Linked DNA regions of Homo sapiens: region 2 is linked to region 1. The links are chromatin loops, found by intact Hi-C in ENCODE. Cell type or tissue: psoas muscle. All regions are shown on one strand. Links, peaks and the distances in the headings refer to the core of each region. The heading gives the core; the rest is flanking DNA.

Region 1 (4,382 bases), core at 219-4,218:
TGAGCCGAGATCAAACCACTGCACTTCAGCCTGAGTAACAGAACAAGACCCTGTCTCAAAAAATAAAATAAATAAAGCCTGGCATGGTGGCTCATGCCTGTAATCCCAGCACTCTGGGAGGACAAGGTGGGTGGATTACCTGAGGTCAGGAGTACCAGACCAGCCTGGCCAACATGGTGAAACCCCGTCTCTACTAAAAATACAAAAATTAGCTGGGCGTGGTGGCAGGCATCTATAATCCGAGCTACTCGGGAGGCTGAGGCTGGAGAATCGCTTTAACCCAGGAGGCTAAGTTGCAGTGAGCCAAGATCACACCAGTGCACTCCAGCCTAGGTAACAGAGCGAGACTGTGTCTCAAAATAAAATAAAATAATAAAATAAAATAAATAAAAGACCCAGTGGGTGTCTCTGACAATACCCAGCTCTAATGAGCCTTCTGGTCACTCAGTAGCCCATCGTCAGATGCCCAGTTCCTGCCAGGGCCCAGAAACGTGGAAGGAGCTGTTTTGTTTTGTTTTGTTTTTTGAGATGGAGTCTCGCTCTGTCTCCCAGGCTGGAGTGCAGTGGCGCAATCTCAGCTCACTGCAACCTCCGCGTCCCAGGTTCAAGTGATTCTCCTGCCTCAGCTTCCCGAGTAGCTGGGACTACAGACACCTGCCACCACGCCCGGCTATTTTGTGAATGGTATGTGGCATGGCCTTGCTCCAGAACCCTAGGAGTGGGCACTGCCACCCTTCCACTGCAGCCTGCTGAAGGCGCCACATGAAACCTTTCTCTGCCAAGCGTTGGCCATGGCTCTGTCAGGTCACAGGGTCAGGCTCAGGGCTGCTGGTACCACAGCCTGGACCTGCAGCAAATCCCATACTGCCCTAGGCTCTACTAAAAGCTGGCATCCTCCATATCACCCACAAATTTCTTGGGCAGTATTCCCAAGTTTTTTCCGCCTCCAAATCGCAAAGAAGCCTCACCCTGTTGTGTTCTTTCATAGTGGTGAGAGGAGCTGGGCGCTCGCCCTTCGCCTTGGAGGAGTTGCTCTGGCATCCCAGGCCGCTGGGCTCCCAGAGGCTGCTTTTTTTTTTGTCTCTTCTTCATTACCGGTTTGTGAGAGTTCTTTGTATATTTAAGATACTAGTCCCTTATCAGATATATGATTTGCAAATATTTTCTCTCATTCTGTGGGCAGTTTTTACTTTTTCCTTTTCTTTCTTTTTTTTTTTTCCAGAGACAGAGTCTCGCTCTGTCGCCCAGGCTGGAGTGCAGTGGCGCGATCTCGGCTCACTGCAAGCTCCGCCTCCCAGGTTCACGCCATACTCCTGCCTCAGCCTCCCCAGTTGCTGGGACTACAGGTGCCCGCCACCATGCCCGGCTAACTTTTGTGTTTTTAGTAGGGATGAGGTTTTGCCATGTTGGCCAGGCTGGTCTGACCTTAGGTGATCCGCCCACCTCGGCCTCCCAAAGTGCTGGGATTATAGGAGTGAGCCACTGCACCCAGCCTTTACCTTTTTTTTTTTGAAACAAGGTCTCACTCTGTCGCCCAGGCTGGAGTGCAGTGGCATGATCATAGCTCACTGCAGCCTTGACCTCCTTGGCTCAAGCCATCTTTCCATCTCAGCCTCTTGAGTAGCTGGGAATACAGCCAAATGCCACCATGCCTGGCTAATTGTAAAAAATATATATATACGTATACACACACACACACACACACACATATATATATTTGTAGAGACAAGGTCTTGCTGGCCTGGCACAGTGGCTCATGCCTGTAATCCCAGCACTTTGTGAAGCTGAGATGGGCGGATCACCTGAGGTCAGGAGTTCGAGAGCAGCCAAGCCAACATGGTGAAACCCCGTTTCTACTAAAAATACAAAAATTAGCTGGGCGTGGTGGCGTAGGCCTGTGTCCCAGCTACTAGGGAGTCAAAAAAAAAATTGAGACAAGGTCTGGCTATGTTGCCCAGGCTGGTCTCGAACTCCTGGGGTCAAGCAGTCCTTCCACTTCAGCCACCCACAGTGCTGAGATTACAGGTGTGAGCCATTGCGCCTGCCCGTTTTTTGCCTTTTTATTTTTAGAGACAAGGTCTCACTATATTGCCCAGACTGGTCTCAATCTCCTGGGCTCAAGTGATCCTCCAGCCACAGGCTCCCGAATAGCTGGAAGTCCAGACGCTCACCAGCATGCCTGGCTTCAGCTGGCATTTTAATAGGAGTTATATTGAATCTGTAGATTAGTTTTCGGAGCAATGCCATCTCAACAATATTTAACTCTTCCAAGCCATGAACATTAGATGTCTTCCATTTATTTAGTGCTTTGATCTCTTTCAACAATGTTTTGTAGTTTTCAGAGTTTAAGTTTTCATTTTGTTTACATTTGTTCCCTAATATTTTGTTCTTTTTTTTTTTTTTTTTTTTTTTTGACAGAGTCTCACTCTGTTACCAGGCTGGAGTGCAGTGGTGTGATCTTGGCCCACTGCAATCTCCGCCTCCTGGGTTTGATTCCCCTGCCTCAGCCTCCCGAATAGCTGGCACTGTAGGCGTGCACCACCACACCCAGCTAATTTTTTTTTTTTTTTTTGTATTTTAGTAGAGATGGGGTTTCACCATGTTGGCCAAGATGGTCTTGATCTCCTGACCTCGTGATCCGCCCTCCTTGGCCTCCCAAAGTGCTGGGCTTACAGGCGTGAGCCACCGTGCCCGGCCAATACTGATGCATTTTATTTCTTTTTCCTACCTAATTGTAGAGCTTTCTTTTCTTTTTTCTTTTTCTTTTTCTTTTTTTTTTGAGACAGAGTCTCACTCTGTTGCCCAGCTGGAGTGCAGTGGCATGATCTTGGCCTACTGCAACCTCTGCCTCCTAGGTTCAAGTGATTCTCCTGCCTCAGCCTCCTGGGTAGCTGGGATTACAGGCACGCACCACCACGCCTGGCTAATTTTTGTATATTTTTAGTAGAGACGGGGTTTCGCTATGTTGGCCAAGCTTGTCTTGAACTCGTGATCTCAGGTGATCCACCTGCCTCGTTCTCCCAAAATGCTAGGATCATAGGCGTGAGCCACTGTGCCCAGCTTAGAGCTTTCAATACAATGTTGAATTGAAGTGGCGAGAGTGTACATCCTTGTGTTGTTCCTGATCTTAGAGGAAAATGATTCGGTCTTCACCATTGAGTGTGATGGTAGCTGAGGATTTTTCATAGGTGCCCTTTATCAAGTTGTGGAAGTGTCCTTCTTTTTTTTTTTGAGACAAAGTCTCACTCTGTCGCCCAGGCTGGAGTGTAGTGACGCAATCTCCTCTCACTGCAACCTTGCAATCTCCGCCTCCCGGGTTCAAGCAGTTCTCCTGCCTCAGCATCCCGAGTAGCTGGGATTGCAGGTGCGTGCCATCAAGCCCGGCTAATTTTTGTATTTTCAGTAGAGATGGGTTTTCACCATGTTAGTCAGGCTGGTCTTGAACTCCTGACCTCATGATCTTCCCGCCTCGGCTTCCCAAAGTGCTAGGATTATAGGCGTGAGCCACCGCGCCCAGCGTGTCCTTCTAGTTTTGGGATTAAACAACATGATCCACTGGTTTTTGCAGGAGCCAGATAATGTATTAAACTGGGATTTGCTAAAGACCACATTGCAACCTCCTTTCAATCTTTATTTATTTATTTTTTGAGACAGGGTCTTGATCTGTCACTCAGGCTGGAGTGCAGTGGTGTGATCAACACTCACTGCAACCTCACCATCCTGGGCCCTGGTGATTCTCTTGCCTCAGCCTCCTGGGTAGCTGGCACTGCAGGCATGCACCATCGTGCCGGGCTAAATTTTGTGTTTTTTTATAGAGACAGGGTCTCACTATGTTGCCTAGGCTGGTCTCAAACTACTAGGCTCAAGCGAGCCCCCTGCCTCAGCCTCCCAAAGTGCTGGGATTACAAGGCATGACCAGCCACTCCCGGCCATCCTTTCAATTTTCAACTGAGACCTCTAAGCTCTGCTATCCTTCCTGGGACGCAGCACTGTATTTTTTTCTTTTGAGACGGAGTCTTGCTCTGTCGCCCAGGCTGGAGTGCAGTGGCGCAATCTCGGCTCACTGCAAGCTCCGCCTCCTGGGTTCACGCCATTCTCCTGCCTCAGCCTCCTGAGTAGCTGGGACTACAGGCGCCCGCCACCACACCCAGCTGATTTTTTTGTATTTTTAATAGAGACGAGGTTTCACCATGTTAGCCAGGATGGTCTCGATCTCCTGACCTCGTGATCTGCCCGCCTCAGCCTCCCAAAGTGCTAGGATTACAGGCATGAGCCACCGCGCCCGGCCAGCACTGTTTTTTTTATCTTGGTAGGGGCAGTTCAGGAACTTTCATGTAGCCTTTATTGCAAAACAGGTCTCACTTTTGAGAACTGAAAGTAAA
Region 2 (4,382 bases), core at 191-4,190, 730 kb after region 1:
TCCAGGGGGTCAGCACAGCTGCCCCCTGCCAGTCTCCACACAGCCTGGGGCCCGGAGAGAGGGCACCGCATGGGCCTCTTCATAGCCGAACAGCCAGCAGAGGTCCCTTTCTCCCCTAACTCAGATGGGTGTGATTTTGCCAGGCCAGCGGATGGCCACAGCAGCTTTTCCCTCCCAACCCCAGGTGCTCTCGGCTCCCAGGGGCTCAGGATGATCCACCAATGGCGAAGGCAATTTTGCCTCAAAAGCATAGCTCCCCTGCTCATCGTGGCTGGGACAAACCAGCTGCTGGCCGGTATGCGGGTGGCGCCCACCTAAGCATCTGGAAGCTGAAGCTCCCGTGAGAGGGAACCCTTAAGTCTCCAGCTGCTGTCCCGGGGCAGGAGTCAAAACATACCAACTTGGCTAAGCCAGCTTGCGGGAGGCCGGCTCCAGCCTCTGTGCTCTGCTCAGCCGCAGGAATTGGGTGCCGGGAGGGCTGGCACCGGTCGGGGATCAGCCCAGACACAGGGGATGCCAGCCCACATCAGAGGAAGGAGCTGGGCCCCATGGGCAGGGCTGGGGCACGAAGGAGGGGCTGTGGTCCCTGCAGGCCGGGGGCTCACGCTCAGCCGTCTGGTCCCTCTCCAACCTGGTGTCCAGCCCACCAGGCCCAGCACTTCCTGGTGCCTGCTCCGTGCCGGAACAGAACATCTGACGCTGCACCCACACTCTCCTCTGCACGCTTGCCTGGCTGGTCCTGGGAAGCCAAGAGCACTCATCATGTTCCTCATGGTAACTATGGCACTATGGCAACTACAGACCTTGCAGGTGCTGACCAAACCCTGTCCCCAGGTCCCGAAGGAAATAAAGATAAATTTAAAAGTAGTCACAAGAGATAAAAGAGGCATGGAAATAGGTGGCCCATCCAAAGCCAGGACTCTTCCGCACATGCTCTGTGGATCACTCTGGGAAGTCGGTGGGAATGTAATGGAGCCACTAATGTGAAAGGCATGACAGCTGGACAGGCTGGATGGCCAGGGGAGAGTGGGCTGCGCGGCACAGACACGCCTGGCCCTGCAGGGACTCCACAGCCCTTCGGGAATGAACAGCAAAAGAAGAGTGAGTGGCCTGTGGCAGGCAGCAGGCTCAGCCCTGAGGAGGGCAGCCGAGGGCACAGTGGGGTTAGAAGCTGGGCTGGTGGGACGTGGCTGGGAGTGGGTGCAGGGAAGAGGCCAGCTCCACTTGGGTGGGGCCACGTCCCTAGCCGTGGCCAGCCCTGATGGCAGGACACCAGGCCCTGAGCCCCACTATGGGTCTTGCTGAGCAAAGGACTGGGCAGTGGCCAGAGAAGGGCCAGATCTCCCTGCTGGTGCTGGACAGCCAATCAGGCGTCCTAGGCCCTACTGGCTCAGGCCTGGAGCCCTGCAGGAGGTTGGACGACTTGTGCCAAGGTGGGGACCCACTGGGGCCCGAATGCTGTGAGCAGCAGGATGCAGGTGGCTGTGCCCAGTCAGCTCCCCACCATTTCCCTCCTATGCCAGGATAAAGCAGTTGTGCCTGGTCAGCTCCCGACCATTTCCCTCCTATGCCAGGATAAATGTGCACTATTCAGGCCATTTAGGGAAAGAAGGGTGCCTGCACCGGTGTCTTTCGCCCTGCATGTTGTGCTCAGAGCTTTCCCAGCTGTGCCTGTGGCCCACTGCAGGCCTCCCCATGGGGCGGCTCTGTGCTCCCTGCAGCTCCGTCCTCGAAGCCTTGGCTCTGGAGTGCCCAGTGCAGCATTTGCCAAGTGCTGCTGAATGGCCCCTCCTGGGGTAGGACAGGCACTCTCAAGGCTCTGCTTCCTAGACACCACCAGGATGGAGACCTGGGGCACCAGCTTGCCATGTGTCAGTTGAGTTCCTGGGGCAGACCCTCAAAGGAAGGGCGGCCAGCTGAGTGGGGGCTTCTGGGCGCAGGGCAGTCCTTAGACTCTGTTCCTTCCTGGGGCAGGCGGCGCACAGCACTCTCTGTCATGCTGCTTTAATTTGCACTTCTTTGATGACTAGTAAGATGAAGTAATTTTTGGCCACGTGTTTATGAACTGTATTTCCTCTTTTGTAAATTACCAGTTCCTGCCTTTTCTCATCCATTTATAGGCATCTTCACCATGTTCCTTCTTTGTAAGAGCTTATTACGTAATGGATACATGACACTCTGGCATATTTTCTGCAAACGACAAGGGCATTAAAATTCCAGGTACAGCTCTTCAGGCTGTATTCATGAGCAGTCGTGGGCCACGGGATTCGTGGGCAGAGGAAGGGCACCAGCTCTGTGTTCCTTGTGCACATGAAGCAGGAGGGCTCATAGGCCTGCATGCTGTGGACTTAGCTGAGCGGCACAGCTACATCAAGGGCACCTTGAAGGACATGCCCCTGCTGAGATGGTCTCCAGGATCCACACCAGTTTAAGCAGCAGACAGAGCTGTCCATCACCACCAAGGGCCTCCACACGGGCCAATTTCTGTTTGTGTACTGTAGCAAGAGGGCCCAGCTGGACGTCGGCAGCGTCCTCCCTGCAGGCACCACACCTGTACCATCAAGCGCTGCCTGGAGGAGAGGCTGAGACTGGAACTTGTTAGCCTGGGCCTTTGAGAACTACACCGCAGTCACCTCCCCTAGCCCGGAAACCAGGAAGACTTACATGAAGCTGCCCTCCAAGAGGATCATCTCAGCCAACAGAGCTGTGGTCAATGTGGGAGCCAGAGGTGGCCGAACTGACCAGCCATCCTGAAGGCAGGCCATGCCCACTACATATAAGGCAAAGAAGAGCTGCTGACCATGGTGCAGAGTATGGCCGCAAGCCCCAAGGAACGTCCCTTCAGAGATGGCAACCACTGGCACGTTGGCGAACCTGCCACTGCAGAGATGTCTCTGCTGGTAGCAAAGTGGGTCTCATTGCTGCCCACTGGACTTGGTTCAGAATTGGGGCTGATGGGCCCAACAAAGTTTGTCCTTCTGCCAAAAAAATAGTAATTCCAGGTACAAATGGACGTGCTCACTTCCTATGTATATGTGTGGCTGGCCCACAACACTGACACTCAGGAAGCACTGGGCTGAGCATCTCTGCAGCCCGGAGCTGCCTCCAGCCCCAGGCCCAGCAGTGCAGCACCCCTGACGCAGGACAGCCCATCTCCATGTGTGGCCAGTGCTAGGAACAGCCGTGCAGGGCAGCCCTCCTCTGATCACAATGAGAGCCCCACCAGCTGCTGTCAATGGCCCAGGAGATGGAGGGCAGCCACCATGCTTGTCCAGCCAGCCTGGCCCCAAGGAGGGACCAGAGAAGGCTGAAGCCCAAAAACCACCCACACAGTCACCATGGGTCACTCCCATCTATTCTGATGGACACAGGGACACGGGGACGGCCAGCCGCATGCAGTATCATGCGCCTCTCTCATCCATGATGGGAAGAACAGGCATGCCCTCTGATTTCACGCCCGCCTGGGACACATTTTCCCAAGAGAAGAGCAAGGAGGCAGCGCCCCAGGTGAGAGGTAAGTGCCAGCAGGAGTACAGCAGGGTGAGCCAGTGGCTGTGATCCAGACAGAGGCAGCCAGGGCCAAGCACTGCGCCTGAGGACGAGGGTGTGGGAGTGGGAGGCTCCAGGGCCGGTGGGCGATGCGAGGCGGGCACGGCTTCACACACAGGCCCTGTGGGCCACCTGGCGACTGTCTCATGAGGCATGTGGCCCCCAGAGCCAGCCACCCTCACGGGGCCTGGCCTGCCACTTGCCCCAGTGAGGCACCTTGGACCAGGCACAGAGGAGCGTATGCCTTTGGAACTGGACTTAGATTCTTGAAGCTTATTATTTTAAAATATTTATCTTCTTTTTTTTTTTTTTTCTGGAATCGCACCTTCTCAATGAGCCCCGGGCCCCTACCCGCAGCTATGAGCCCACCAGGGGGAAGGGGACGCACCTGCCCTGCTGGCCTCAGGTCCCATCGAGACGCCATGTTAGTTGAATAAATGAGTGAGCCCCTGGGCCTCAATGGGACCTGATTGGCCACTTGCTGTGACTGCCAGCAGCCACCAGGGACCCCTAGGCCGTTCCAGGGATGTCTCATACCCAGGGCGGCTCCTTGGGGGGTGGGGGTGAGCTTCCCCTCAGGCAGCATAAGGGCCTTTCCTACTCAAGCTGCCTATGTGCATTATGATGTGTAAGACCCCACAGTCAGCCTTGGAGTACGGCGCAGCCCCCAGCTCAGGCCCAGAGGACCCCCAGGAAGGAGCGTGCTCTGTGGCGAGTGGTCATTATTGCTTTAACAGTTATTATTAGACCGGGTGCAGTGGCTCACGCCTGTAATCCCAACACTTTGGGAGGCTGAGGCGGGCGGATCATGACGTCAGGAGTTCGAGACCAGC

The links. Hi-C counts contacts between places; a loop is a spot of excess contacts. Peaks named below come from ENCODE experiments on the same cell type or tissue, not always from the same donor. Only the 100,000 strongest peaks of a DNase experiment are listed, where the experiment ranks them.
Region 2: a loop joins it to region 1, with 7 times the contacts of the local background. A loop is called at or near these places in 1 of 110 quality-filtered maps.

The regions. Positions count from the first base shown.
Region 1 is chr22:19,155,576-19,159,957 of GRCh38, forward strand. No RefSeq gene overlaps it. Among named protein-coding and RNA genes, the nearest start is that of GSC2, 7.5 kb to the left of the region's middle. In psoas muscle, for the core only: no CTCF peak of the experiment used is centred there; no DNase peak of the experiment used is centred there; H3K27me3 peaks cover 455 bases.
Region 2 is chr22:19,885,036-19,889,417 of GRCh38, forward strand. All of the region lies in intron 11 of TXNRD2 (thioredoxin reductase 2), which reads right to left. It also overlaps the pseudogene RPL8P5. Among named protein-coding and RNA genes, the nearest start is that of RTL10, 32 kb to the left of the region's middle. In psoas muscle, for the core only: no CTCF peak of the experiment used is centred there; DNase peaks (open chromatin) are centred at 1,956 and 3,586.